Regions from separate parts of the Homo sapiens genome. Here region 2 is linked to region 1. A link is a contact called in ENCODE Hi-C or POLR2A ChIA-PET data. All regions are on one chromosome and are shown on one strand. Each heading gives the region's core, a stretch centred on a gene start or an enhancer-like site at or near the end of the contact. The rest is flanking DNA. Distances are from core to core; before and after follow the strand shown.

Evidence for each region. A loop is a pair of places that touch in the nucleus more often than their neighbours do. ChIA-PET counts read pairs that join two places held with the same protein, here RNA polymerase II (POLR2A). Pooled maps may share reads with other maps.
Region 2: a loop to region 1 is called in a map of naive thymus-derived CD4-positive, alpha-beta T cell, with 7 times the contacts of the local background. The contact joins the promoter of SFMBT1 here to the promoter of RBM15B in region 1. A Hi-C loop is called at or near these places in 1 of 168 maps with a recorded cell type or tissue (naive thymus-derived CD4-positive, alpha-beta T cell) and 8 of 50 pooled maps. POLR2A ChIA-PET finds 5 or more read pairs at or near these places in 1 of 52 experiments (T-cell).

Annotation. Positions count from the first base shown.
Region 1 is chr3:51,387,790-51,394,743 of GRCh38, forward strand. It overlaps RBM15B (RNA binding motif protein 15B), which reads left to right and starts at 3,496. Exons shown (of 1, transcript NM_013286.5): 1 at 3,496-6,954. The coding sequence starts at 3,611. The coding sequence ends at 6,283. It overlaps MANF (mesencephalic astrocyte derived neurotrophic factor), which reads left to right. Exons shown (of 4, transcript NM_006010.6): 3 at 1-89; 4 at 1,116-1,608. The coding sequence ends at 1,300. RefSeq lists enhancers at 2,970-3,019, 5,005-5,510, 5,511-6,018 and silencers at 3,340-3,819, 3,860-3,939, 4,050-4,109.
Region 2 is chr3:53,041,495-53,048,448 of GRCh38, forward strand. SFMBT1 (Scm like with four mbt domains 1) reads right to left here and starts at 4,579. Exons shown (of 21, transcript NM_016329.4): 1 at 4,322-4,579. RefSeq lists silencers at 3,618-3,907, 4,268-4,327, 4,428-4,747, 4,798-4,907 and enhancers at 4,895-5,396, 5,397-5,896.

The sequences.
Region 1 (6,954 bases), core at 2,246-4,745:
ATCAAAGCCTCTGGCCCACCACATCCCTGTGGAGAAGATCTGTGAGAAGCTTAAGAAGAAGGACAGCCAGATATGTGAGCTTAAGTATGGTGAGTATGCCTAGTCCTTTCTTAATGAATGCTGTGCACCTTCTGGGTTTGTTTCCCATCTGGGAGAGGAAAATGATGAGCTAGAGTCATGAGTGGGTTGTATTGTATGACAGATGGTGCTAAATGCTGGAGGGCTCTGGCATGGAAGTGGGTGGAGGTCAGAATAGGCCTTATTGAAGAAGTGATATTTCAGCAAACTTTGAAGGAGGTGAGGATTAGCCAAGAGGCCAGCTAATGGAAGAGGATACAGGCAGGATAAAGGTGTCCAGTGGCATGGCAAGTCAGAGAGCATTGCAGGCTGGTGAGGGCTTTTAATCTGCGTGAAGTTAGGAGCATTAGGAGTTTTTCAGCAGAGAAGGGACATAGTACGACTTGGGTTTAACAGGCTGGTTCTGGCTGCAAGCTCTGAAGCCCCAGTGATTTTTACTATTCTGAAAAGAAACACTATGTCCAAGCATGCAAGCCCAAGAGTTAGGAACTACAGCATCTCTCTTGCTGACTGGGTCTCTGGTGTACATAGTCCCAGTCTTCAGAAACAGTCAGGGCCTCTTCTGAAAAACTTGAATGGCCAAGGACCTGTGTTCACCTACTTGCGTCTTCCTGGTACAGGTCCAGTTGGCTCCAGGTCACTGTGGTCATGGAGAGTAAGTTCCTAACTCAAAGGCCTGAGCAGGGCTGCTCTTTGGCACCAGCCTGGAGTTGTTAGTATGTGGTGACTATGTCAGAGGCACTTGGAAGATGGGAACCATGTTTCTCCTATAAGGACAGTGTGGCCTCTGTCCCTATCCTTGTTCACGCTGCATATCTGTAGTAGACATAATATGTAGCCAGCCTTCCTGGTGAAGAGGCTAGTTCCCTCTTGTGGGGGCAGTAGGCACTGACATGCCTGTAAATGTGTCTGGAAATGTCTCTTCCTCTGAAACCAGTAGGGCTGGTTTGGCCGTTCAGGGAGTGACATACTCTGGGACTACTGGGGGACTGCAGGTGCTCCACCCAGTCAGTGACTCTCCCTGCTCTCTCCTCCAGACAAGCAGATCGACCTGAGCACAGTGGACCTGAAGAAGCTCCGAGTTAAAGAGCTGAAGAAGATTCTGGATGACTGGGGGGAGACATGCAAAGGCTGTGCAGAAAAGTCTGACTACATCCGGAAGATAAATGAACTGATGCCTAAATATGCCCCCAAGGCAGCCAGTGCACGGACCGATTTGTAGTCTGCTCAATCTCTGTTGCACCTGAGGGGGAAAAAACAGTTCAACTGCTTACTCCCAAAACAGCCTTTTTGTAATTTATTTTTTAAGTGGGCTCCTGACAATACTGTATCAGATGTGAAGCCTGGAGCTTTCCTGATGATGCTGGCCCTACAGTACCCCCATGAGGGGATTCCCTTCCTTCTGTTGCTGGTGTACTCTAGGACTTCAAAGTGTGTCTGGGATTTTTTTATTAAAGAAAAAAAATTTCTAGCTGTCCTTGCAGAATTATAGTGAATACCAAAATGGGGTTTTGCCCCAGGAGGCTCCTACCAGTTTCTGCTTTCCAGTTGCAGAGTTTGGGGGGTTATTCATTCCCATTTATCTCTCAACCCACCAGTGCTGAAAATACCAGAGCAGGACATAGGGGCTGGGGCCAGCTGATGTGTGTGGGTGTGTACCACTAGAGGGCAGCAGGCACTCAGCAGAAAGGAGGTGGCGGGGGCGGGGGGTGCTGCGCTTGATACCCTGCCCCTTGATACAGTATCTGTCTTACCCGCCCAAGAGAGCTGGAGGCCACAGCTCTAGGAGGAGTGAGTCTGGGATACATTGGAGGGCCTTATATTGTGGCTCAGTACAAGCAAGACAGGGTGTCTGGAGTGTGGTTTTTCCACAAGGATATCTTCAATCAGTGCACGTCAGCACTGACATCTCTATAAAGATGCTGTTGGCCTGGCCACCTACTTGCTCTTTTGTCCATTCCAAGCCTCTGATGTCTGTTCCAGTTTTTGCAAGTCTGGCAGGAGTCAGCTTATACAAAGAGGGAGTGGGAAGCTGCCTTTTGCCTTTGTTTACCCTAGATTAGTCTAACAGTTGAGGTCCAGGGTTTTGCTGGAGTCTGCTTCTTAAGCCACTCTCTGTGGCACTGGTGCTTAGGAAACCCAGTTGTTAGTGTGAGCTGTGGCTCAATGAAGACACCTGTAGAAACCACCTGAAAGGACGGACTAAGAACCAGTGCTTTCCAAGTAATTGGTCTTGCCTCAGATCACTTCACTTGTGTCTCCTAAGCTCAGTTTGCCTGTAGGAGGCCTTGCTGCTGTGGAACCCATTGCTTTCTTCCAAGACCTTTCCCCCTGCACCTGCCTGAGCTACTCCAGGAGCTGCTTTCTCTTTGTGCGAAGAGGGCATGACTTGGTCTGCTCTTCCCCATCGCAAGGATTCTGTGCCAGAAATTGGGTCAGGTTCTACCATGGCTCCAGCAACTGTCCTTGGAGAATGAAAGCTTCCTCAATGGGCTTGAGCACCTGGGCACCCTTTCCCTCACCTCACCTGGGGAGAAGAGGTCGTCCTGAAGGTGATGAACAGGAGGGTACTGGCCAGCGAGGGGTCAGCGTGGCAAGGTGTGATAACTGCTGGCACTATCTGTGCATATGGCCTCTTCATCCTTGGCTCTTACGGCCCTACCTTTCCAGCCTGCTATCTGCCCACAGAAGAGGGTGGGACCCAAGAGTGGCGTTAAAGAGTCTATTCCAACTCCATCAACTGCAACTGCAGGCTTGTCTCTGCTTTCGGTTATTACCTGCGTGACAGCAATTGTCCTCACGGCCTTTTCGGGGACTGCTGCAGGTGAACCTGCACGTGGAGAATGCGCAGAATGTGGGCCTTGGGTCCTGGGCAGGGTCTAAGGATAGGCATGCATTAGTCCTTGGCGCCGTCAACGCCGGATCCCAGGCAGGAGATGCCAACGAGGGTGATGTGGGGTTTGCTCAAGCCTAGTCCTAGGACTGAGGGGATACTACATAAAGAGACCACTGACTGGGTCAATGCCCCAGATCCCAACGGCCATGGAAGCTGCCACTCCTGCTCCAATCAGCGCGGGCTCCAGTGCCTGCAAGAGGAGATAGCTGGACCCAGAGCGGCAAAGCACGGCTGGGAGCACAAAGCGTTAGGTCGTCTCGCCGGCCTCTCAGGGTTCACTACACTCCGCGTAGCCTCAAGCATCGGCCATGCGGGCCGCGCGGTGGCGCCAGAGCGCGCGGCCGGTCCCACTCACCCAGCACTCACAGGGTCACCTGGCACTGGGCGACGCAGCGCGATGAGGCAGGCCCGGCGCGGGTCTTGCTCCGCCCGCCGCAGAGTCACGTGGCAGGACGGCGCACCTTGATAACGCAATGCCCGGCCCCTCGGCGCCGCTCCCGCCCCGCCCCGCCGCCACCGCCGCGCCGAGTCCTTTTGTCCAAGATGGCGGCGCCGGGGGCGCTGCCTCCTCGGCCGCCGCCTCCGCCGCCGCCGCTGTGAGAAACCTACGGGCCGCCCGCCCGCCGCGCCAGCGCCATGAAGCGGCAGAGCGAGCGAGACTCTAGCCCGAGCGGGCGCGGCTCGTCATCGTCCGCCAAGCGTCCGCGGGAGCGCGAACGGGAGGCGGAGGCGGGCGGGCGGCGGGCGGCGCACAAGGCCTCTGGCGGCGCCAAGCACCCGGTTCCAGCGCGGGCCCGCGACAAACCCCGCGGCAGCGGAAGCGGCGGGGGCGGGCATCGCGACGGCCGCGGCACCGGGGACGCGAATCACCGCGCGAGTAGCGGGCGCTCCTCGGGCTCCGGCGCTGGCGGCGGGGGACGCGGCGGCAAGGCCTCGGGGGACCCGGGCGCCTCCGGCATGTCGCCCCGCGCGTCTCCTCTGCCGCCGCCTCCGCCACCGCCTGGGGCCGAGCCCGCGTGTCCCGGCTCATCCGCGGCCGCGCCTGAGTACAAGACGTTGCTCATCAGCAGCTTGAGCCCCGCGCTGCCCGCCGAGCACCTCGAGGACCGGCTCTTCCACCAGTTCAAGCGCTTCGGCGAGATCAGCCTCCGCCTGTCGCACACGCCTGAGCTGGGCCGTGTGGCCTACGTGAATTTCCGGCACCCACAGGACGCACGCGAGGCCCGCCAGCACGCCCTGGCCCGGCAGCTGCTGCTCTACGACCGCCCGCTCAAGGTAGAGCCCGTGTACCTGCGTGGCGGCGGCGGGAGCAGTCGGCGAAGTAGCAGCAGCAGCGCCGCCGCTTCCACGCCTCCCCCAGGGCCGCCCGCGCCCGCCGACCCGCTCGGCTACCTCCCGCTACACGGAGGCTACCAGTACAAGCAGCGCTCGCTGTCCCCCGTCGCTGCCCCGCCCCTGCGGGAGCCCCGTGCCCGTCACGCCGCCGCAGCCTTCGCCCTGGATGCCGCTGCTGCCGCCGCCGTGGGACTGTCCCGGGAGCGGGCCCTGGACTACTACGGGCTGTACGACGACCGTGGGCGCCCCTATGGCTACCCAGCTGTGTGTGAGGAGGACCTGATGCCCGAGGATGACCAGCGGGCCACGCGCAACCTCTTCATTGGTAACCTGGACCACAGCGTATCTGAGGTGGAGCTGCGAAGGGCCTTCGAGAAATATGGCATCATCGAGGAGGTGGTCATCAAGAGGCCTGCCCGTGGCCAGGGCGGTGCCTATGCCTTCCTCAAGTTCCAGAACCTGGACATGGCCCATAGGGCTAAGGTGGCCATGTCGGGCCGAGTGATTGGTCGCAACCCCATTAAGATAGGCTATGGCAAGGCCAACCCCACCACTCGTCTCTGGGTGGGTGGCCTGGGACCTAACACGTCACTGGCGGCTCTGGCCCGAGAGTTTGACCGCTTTGGGAGCATTCGGACCATTGATCACGTCAAAGGAGATAGCTTTGCCTATATTCAGTACGAGAGCTTGGACGCAGCCCAGGCCGCCTGTGCTAAAATGAGGGGTTTTCCCTTGGGTGGACCAGACCGCAGGCTCCGCGTGGATTTTGCCAAAGCAGAGGAGACTCGGTACCCCCAGCAGTACCAGCCCTCGCCACTCCCTGTGCATTATGAGCTGCTCACAGATGGATACACCCGGCACCGCAACCTGGACGCCGACCTGGTGCGGGACAGGACGCCCCCACACCTTCTGTACTCAGACCGAGACCGGACTTTTTTGGAAGGGGACTGGACCAGCCCCAGTAAAAGCTCTGACCGCCGAAACAGCCTTGAGGGCTACAGTCGCTCAGTGCGCAGCCGGAGTGGTGAGCGTTGGGGGGCAGATGGAGACCGTGGTTTGCCCAAGCCCTGGGAAGAGAGGCGGAAACGGAGAAGCCTTTCCAGTGACCGTGGGAGGACAACCCATTCACCATATGAGGAACGGAGTAGGACCAAGGGCAGTGGGCAGCAGTCAGAGCGGGGCTCCGACCGCACCCCTGAGCGCAGCCGCAAGGAGAACCACTCCAGTGAAGGGACCAAGGAGTCCAGCAGCAACTCCCTCAGCAACAGCAGACATGGGGCTGAGGAACGGGGCCACCACCACCACCACCACGAGGCTGCAGACTCTTCCCACGGGAAGAAGGCAAGAGACAGCGAGCGCAATCACCGGACCACAGAGGCCGAGCCCAAGCCTCTGGAAGAGCCAAAACACGAGACCAAAAAGCTGAAGAATCTTTCAGAGTACGCTCAGACACTACAGCTGGGTTGGAATGGGCTTCTGGTGTTGAAAAACAGCTGCTTCCCCACGTCTATGCATATCCTAGAGGGGGACCAGGGGGTGATCAGCAGTCTCCTCAAAGACCACACTTCTGGGAGCAAGCTGACCCAGCTGAAGATCGCCCAGCGCCTTCGACTGGACCAGCCCAAGCTTGACGAGGTCACACGACGCATCAAGCAGGGGAGCCCCAACGGCTATGCGGTCCTCTTAGCCACCCAGGCAACCCCCAGTGGGCTTGGCACTGAGGGGATGCCCACAGTAGAGCCCGGTCTGCAGAGGCGGCTTCTCAGGAACCTGGTCTCCTACTTGAAACAGAAGCAGGCCGCAGGGGTGATCAGCTTGCCAGTGGGGGGGTCCAAGGGCAGAGACGGCACAGGCATGCTCTACGCCTTCCCACCCTGCGACTTTTCCCAGCAGTACCTCCAGTCAGCACTAAGGACATTGGGCAAGCTAGAAGAAGAACACATGGTGATAGTCATCGTCAGAGACACTGCCTAGCCCAAGCCTGTCTTTCCCAGCGTCATGTTTGTGTCACAAAAGCAGTTATTTTAAAATCTGATCCCCTCTCTACCCTACCACTTTGGTTTGAATTATCTCCTGGGTTATTTTGGTTCATTTGGGTGGGGATCAAAGTCCTGTCCACCACCAAAACTAAGTTCTTAGATTTTGGGGGATTTTTTTTTTTAAACGATGAGAAGGGAATCCGGTTATGTTGATTTCTAGTGTACAAGATACTGTCTGCTGTGGTTCTGTATTTTTTTATTTTTTGACCAACTGTATGGAAAGTTGTCAGTAAAACCTTTGACAGAGGATGGATTTTTAAACCTGTTCAGAGTCCTGGTTTAATCAATCAAGCTAAAAGAATCGAAGACATCCCTAGTGCATGTACACGAATGCCCTACGTCATCCTTCCAGCACCACTGCTGCATGGGTCACTCTCGGCCTCTCAATTCTTCAGGCTCAGTCTGGACTCTACTTACACTCATTTTTATCTTGGCTGACAGCAGGCAAGCTTCAGTTTGGGCTGTGGACGCTGCCACACAAGCCTGAGTAGAGCCCATGCAAAGGAAGGGATGGGGTGAGCGCAAGGCCTGTGGTCAGCAGCTACTGATGGTTTTTTCTGCCTTAAACCGTGTGTGTGTCCATCATCATCAGTTTGAGCTGTGGCT
Region 2 (6,954 bases), core at 3,329-5,828, 1.7 Mb after region 1:
CAAGACTAGCCTGACCAACATGGTGAAACCCCATCTTTACTAAAAATACCAAAATTAGCCAGGAATGGTGGTGCATGCCCATAATCCCAGCTACTTGGGAGGCTGAGGCAGGAGAATTGCTTGAACCCAGGAGGCAGAGGTTGCAGTGAGCCATGATCGTGCCATTGCACTCCAGCCTGGGCAACAAGAGTAAAAGTCTGTCTCAAAAAAAAAAAAAAAAAAAAAAAAAAAAAAAAATTCTTTTCCAATGAGGTTAGTATCCCCTGAAGAATGGGAGACTCCTATCAAAATCCCACTCCCCAAACTCTAATGGTTTAAAATCTCGCAAGTAACCAAAATCCCCACACACTTTTATCCCATTTAATAACTATGTATATACAGAAATATTATTTTCAAATACAAAATATCCCAGTTAGGTAACGAATGCTATATACTAAAAGAAAAATACTCTGCCATAAGGAAGTTGTATCATTTACTCATTACAAGTTCTTTTATTTTATGTTATTCCAAAATATTGGTTATAAGCCAAATAATCCAAGAAAGCAAAATTTTGGAAAATTATAAGAGAAAAAATGTAACATTAAAAATATTAAAGATGTAAAATGTCTGCCTAAATAATGGCCTTTTGGTTTTTGGACTGTATCTATTTACTTAATGTGAACATAACATGACGCCAAAATAAAAAGCCAATGAAGTTTGTATAGTTCATCTTTTCTACAGACTTTAGAGTTAAATGATACCTGCTGCTACACCACCATTCCACAGCTAAACCCAGTCTAGGTATCACTGTGAAAGCAAAAGTATACTACAGAAGCAGGAAGATTATGGATAGGCAAATCATACTGGGTTGGTTGGTTTGTTTTTTGAGACAGTGTCACTCTGTTACCCAGGCTGGAGTGCAGCAGTGCAATCATAGCTCACTGCAGCCTCGAACTCCTGGGCTCAAAGGATCCTCCCACCTCAGCCTCCTGAAGAGCTGGGACTATAGGTGCCCACCACCGCGCCTGGCTAATTTTTTTATTTTTTTGGAGACACAGGGTCTCCCTTTTCTTTCATCCAGGCTGGCCTCGAACTCCTGGTCTCAAGCGATCCTCTTGCCTAGCCTCCCAAAGTGCTGGGATTATAGGCGTGAGCCACTGTGCCTAGCCAGCAATCATTTTTAAAAGGAAAAATCTGAGTTTACAACAAAACAGCAAAAAAAGGAAATTCCCTTTCATTGTGTATTTTGTTTCTCGTGTATCTCTTTAGTTGCTTCTCTTAAAAATGTAATAGATTTTAAATTAAACAATCTGATCACATAAAAGTCAAGAAATTTAAAAAGAGCCACAAAAAGAAACAATGTATCAATAATAGCTAAGTCATCAATTACTCTCTTGGCTAATGAGGCTGTGAATCTTGGGTGGAGTGACCAAATCCAGCTTAGTTGCTGGTCAGTCAGTTGGCTGGCTAGCTTAACACGGGAAAGACAGAATTATTCAGCGAAATCATTTCACAAAAGAAAACCTTTTAACTTTGTGGACTATTCCCCATGGATCCCTACACCACAGGCCTTAGAACATTCCCAACTTTTATCACACAGATATCTTTGCAGTAAAAAACACAAGCCTTTGTTAGGAACTAACAAAATAAGAATTCACTTACAACATCTAACCCATCTCCTTTACAGTAGGAACAAGAAAAGGCACAAGACGACATTGGTGAAGGAAATGCAAATTGTTGCAGCATTTGCTTCAGTGGAGAATATTTAAAAGTCCACCTTCCTAGAAAGAGGGTTAATAAAAAAAAAAAGGTATCTTAGTCATGCTGATTTTTTTAATCACACCTGACATAATTTTTAGTTAACCTTTTGTTTTTGCTTTCATTGTTGCACTTTAAATGATTTGATAAACCAGCTGACTATCCTGTATATATAAGTCAACTGCTGTCATTGAAAAGGTTGTTAAAGCTTTACGCACACATTCTTAATTCACTTAACTTTAAGAAACCAATTTTCATTCAATTTTCTCAGCAAATTCTAGGCATTAAGAAACTGATTCATCTACTGACACCTTAAACTCTAACTTGTTAGGAAAATTCATGATTCATTCTTCAAATCTGTTGTCTACAAATATATAGTACCTATATTCTAAAAATGGGAAGTCATAGATTAATACCATTGTCTGTGAACATAAGGACTCCCAAGAACTACCAATCGTAACCTGCAAAGTATTGCCCCCACTGAAAAGTGACCTTCTAAGAAGTTCCTCAGGACAGAATTTTAAGTTATTCTGGATTACAAAAACCCTAAGAATCATTATAAAAGCAAAGGGTCATGGCCAACACGGCCATAACTCCAAGTTTACATACAAGCTATCCTCAGTTTGTTAGTATTGCCCCTTTAACCCTCAAAAGGGTCCTGTTTTGAGGCAAAACTCATCTGTGGTGACAGAAGTCAGAATTGTGGTTGCCTTGGGGAGGGGGAATGTGTTTACTGAATGGAAAGGATACAAGGCCTGAAAATGTTCCATATCTTGATCTGAGTGTGGTTATCAGGGCATATACATATATAAAAAGTCATTGAATTGTACCCTTAAGATCTTTCGGTAGGTTATACATACCTCCATAAAAATACATTGTTAAAAATCTATTCAAATAATCATATAAAACCATTCTGGATCTAGCTACCAAGATGTTTTTTCCAAATGAATTTTAATAAAGACACACATTGCGAGCACTTTTATGTAGTACCTCTCAAAATATACACTGTGATTTCTAAGAATCTTTCAGTTAAGAAAGCCACCGAATTTTCGAACTGAAAGCACCCCCAAACATCATCTGTTTATCTTAATGTTGCAAATAAGGAAAATCAAAGCTACAATGGGTAAGAAATGTGCCCAAGATAAGGCAGTTAGTCAATGACAACGGTAATAACAGAACTGTTTCCTGATCTCTGGCCGTTTCTACCAGGCCGTAACTTTTCTGACATCGCAAACAAATCTTAACTCCGAATCTACCTACGGCCTAATTCAACAAATGCCTCAAAACGCTAGTCAACAGGCCTCAAAGTGTACACATGAAGACACATCTTCCTTCATCCTCTCGCCAGTTGACAAATTAATGATTACACGTTCAGGCATTTTACCCAGATGCAATAAAATTAAGAATGACATCTTAGAAAATGTGGTTCAAGAGAAGACATACGCAGGGATTGACAAAATCCATCTTACTTCCTTTCGAATCTCTTTGATGGTTACTTGGTTCTCAAACACAGATCACTGCTAACAGGACTCAAAAACACCACTTGGGACCATCAACCAGTGCTGCTTCGGGCGACCCGCTGGGAACACCCCCACCTGACCCAAGCGTCCACCACTCCTTGAGCACAAGCTCTGGGGGTGACCTGTGCCTGCCGGCTTAGTTTTAGACCCTACGGGAACAGCTGACATCTTGTGAAAAACTTAGCATAACGTACATCCTTTCCGCGGGAATTTATTTCTGTTCGCACAAGGCGTTTCTGCTCCGCACAGAGCAGGCCTTGCTTCCCAGGACGCCGCTCGCCCCTCCACAGCCTCCTTTTCAGCGTCCAAAATCGGACTTTAGGAACAGAAATCGAAACGGTCGCGGACCTCCCGAGCGGCAGGTCGGGGCGCTGCCGGGTCGGCGCGGGGTCCAGCGGCGGTGCCCGGCGGGCCGCGGCGCGGGAGAGGCCCGCTCACTTCACAACGGCGGCCCGGAGCCACCGGTTGCGGCGGCCACTAGACGCTCCGCCACCGCGCAGCGACCGCCCGGGCCCTCCGAAGTTCCGACCGGCCGCGCGCCCGGCCCCAGCTGCGGGTTCGCGCCCCGCCCGGAGCGAGCCCGGGGGGCGGGTCCGCGGGGGCTCGGCGGGCGGAGCGCGGGGCGCGCGCGGGGAGGGGCGCGCGGCGGGCCCGGCGCGCCGGGGAACTTGGGCGCCCGCCACTGCCGCCGCCCGGCCACTTTCCTTTCACGCCTCCCGCGGGCTGACGCGCGCCGCGCTGCCTGCCAGGGGCTGACGGCCGCCGCCGCTCTCCGCCGCGGCGAGGCGCCCAGGCGCGCCCCTGCAGCCGGCCGGCCGGCGCGCGGGACCGCGGGGCCGCGCGCGGGCGCCGCGCTCCCCCCGCCCCGCCCCCGCCCCCAACGTGCCGCCGCCGCCGCCCGTTGGCGCCTCAGCCCGCGCGCCCGCCGGCGCCCGGCGGTTTCCCGTTGGCAAAGTTGCGCGGCCGCTTCGAAGGGGACGCCGTACGGTCCCCCGCCCCGGCGCCGCCGCCGCCCCTCCAGGCCGCCGCGCGGGAAGGCCCAGCCGGTGGCCCCGCTTTTTTACCTGCCCGGAGTTTTCGCGCGCGCGCTCGCTCGATCGCTCGCTTTTCCCCCTCTCGCGCTCGTTTTCTTTCTTTCTTTCCGTCTTTTCGCTCCCCCGCGCGGAAGCTTTTTCCTCCCGTGCTGCCCGCGCTCGCCCGCTCGCGCCCTCCTTCCTGCTGGGTTCGGCGGAGCGGGGCGGCCGGCAGCTCTCCCCGCCCCCCTCCACCCGCGCTCCGGCGGAGGCGGCGGCGGCGCTCCGCGCTCCGACTCATTCCAATATGGCACGGACGCAGGGCGCATGCGCCCGCGCCCCCCCACCCCCAGCTCCGCGGTCCTCCAGGCAGCCTGCGCCCCTCGCGCCGCGCCCGTGGAGCTCCCGGGCCCGGCTGCCCCGCTCCCGCCCCAGCGCCATCCCTCCTGGCTGGGGCCGCGCGGGAGGCAAGGACTCCGCGGGCTGGTGTGCCGGGGGTCCGGCGCCGCGGGCCACCCACGCCCCCAGCCAGCAACTCGGCGCGGACGGCCCCGAGGCCGTGGCGCAGGACACGCGGCGGCGCCTCGGGCCCCCGACGGCGCTGTGGCCCCGAGCGGAACGGCCCGGAAGAGGAGACGCGTCCCCGGGAACCCAGTGCCCGCCCTGGCCCAGCCCCGATCCAGCCTGCGCCTCACCTCGGGTTGTAGACAGAGCGGCGGGGATCCCAGAGGGGTTCGCGGGTCGGACCTGGAGTACCGGCCCGGCGAAGCGCGCCGCTGTCGCCCGCACGTGACTGGCTCGGACAAGATGGCATGAGCGGAGAAGCGGCCGGATCCCAGATGCGCGCGTGCCGCCGCCGCGGGCACTGCGCCCGTTTGCCTGCCCCTCGTCGGGGATCGGGCGCTCCCTCTGAGACCTGAAAGGGCACCCAAGTGCCCCCTGTCTGCGAAGTCCGGCGCGGGCCCTTCGGCGCCCCCGATGTCTCTAGGCTTCCGCAGGAGGCGCCCTGTAAATCTTGAGTCTTCCTGCAGCGAGGGGGCACAGGACAGCTGCGAATTGGGACGAACGAGCCCAGAGCCCCGGGAAGGATCAGAACCTCGAAGGCGGCTTCAAGTCGGCCCCGCAGCCCGAGGTGACCGTGGGCGGTTACGTTGCCCGAGCTCGCCCCCTCCTCCTGAGCGCAGGTGCCCGTGGGACATACACCCGCCCACCTGCTCCGGAAAGTTCCCTCCAGAAGGGAGTTCCCGCGCCACCGAGACCCGGGAGCTCCCGATCAGACTCCCAGGCCGTGAAAGGCGTTATCGGACAGGGCCCAGAGGCGCCCCCACAGCAAGAAGAAAGTCTGGGGTTCTCACCGTGTGCCAGGTGCGAGCTCAAGCCACCTCCCTCAACCGCTCTGAGAAATATCCCACTTCACAAACTTGCTCAAAGTCACGCTGCTGGCTGGATTTGAATCCAGATTTTTTTTAGCACCACTGAAAAAACAATATGACAACCGGAGAAAGAAAAATCTAAAAAGAATACAGTAATCCATATTGTTACAAAGAAATGCAACTTTTCACGACATGAAACATATATATACTGTGTATAGTTGCAACCACACTTTTTTTGTTACTACTTTCACTACCATTTTTATTTGTTCACGATTCATTTTTAAGGTGTGCAGGTGTCCTTAACTATTCACTCAGCCCCCTAATGTTTTTGGTTCTTTACGGTTGTTTGCTAACGTATCCTTGAATTCTGCACTTGGGACAAATACCTGGGAGTGGAAAGGCTCCCAGGTAGAAGGCTATGAATGGCCAAGTGGTCTTGGCTTACAGCGTCATATTTTTCCCAAGAGCTGCCCCAATTATTCTACCGCCTCCAAGGAACAAGTGTAAGGAGTTTAACACACTTATAAACATTGAGTGCCATTTCCCCCCTACTTTAATAGTCTATTGCTAGTTCAAGGTTACTTAGCATTTCTTAGGTGACACAACATTCAAAAATGAATGTTTTTCCATGCATTTACTATATGCATTCCCTCTCCTGTGAATAATCTATTCATATCCATCTTCTGGGGACTTGAACCTCTTCTAACTTTGAACAAGCATTTTTTTATGTTACAGATATTACTTCTTTGTCGTCATTGATGCAAATATTTTCTAGCCTGTTGTTCTTTCTTGTTTTATTCTAATGTTCAGTGTGTCATTCTAATGTTTTAATTGCTTCAGTGCTGACAAAGTGAGCTTTCTGCTGCCCATCTGATAGTCTTTTTTCTGCTAGTTTTGTACAATTTCATTTCATATTTCATTCTCTGATGACTATCCCGATTTTATTTTGGCTTATTTATTTGGAGTAAAATATGGACATAACTCACTACCACTGTCATCGGTTGTTATTAATTCTGCAGTTACCATTTATTAAATAATTATTGACCAGACGTGGTGACTTACACCTGTAGTCCTAGCATTTTGGGAGGTTGAGGCAGGAGGATCACTTCAGGCCAGGAGTTTTAGGCTGCAGTGAGCCGTGATTGTGCCAGTGCACTCCACCTGGGTGACAGAGCAAGACTCCATCTCAAAAAAAAAAAAAAAGGCCGGGCGCCATGGCTCACGCCTATAATCCCAGCACTTTGGGAGGCCGAGACGGGTAGATCACGAGGTCAGGAGATTGAGACCATCCTGGCTAACACAGTGAAACCC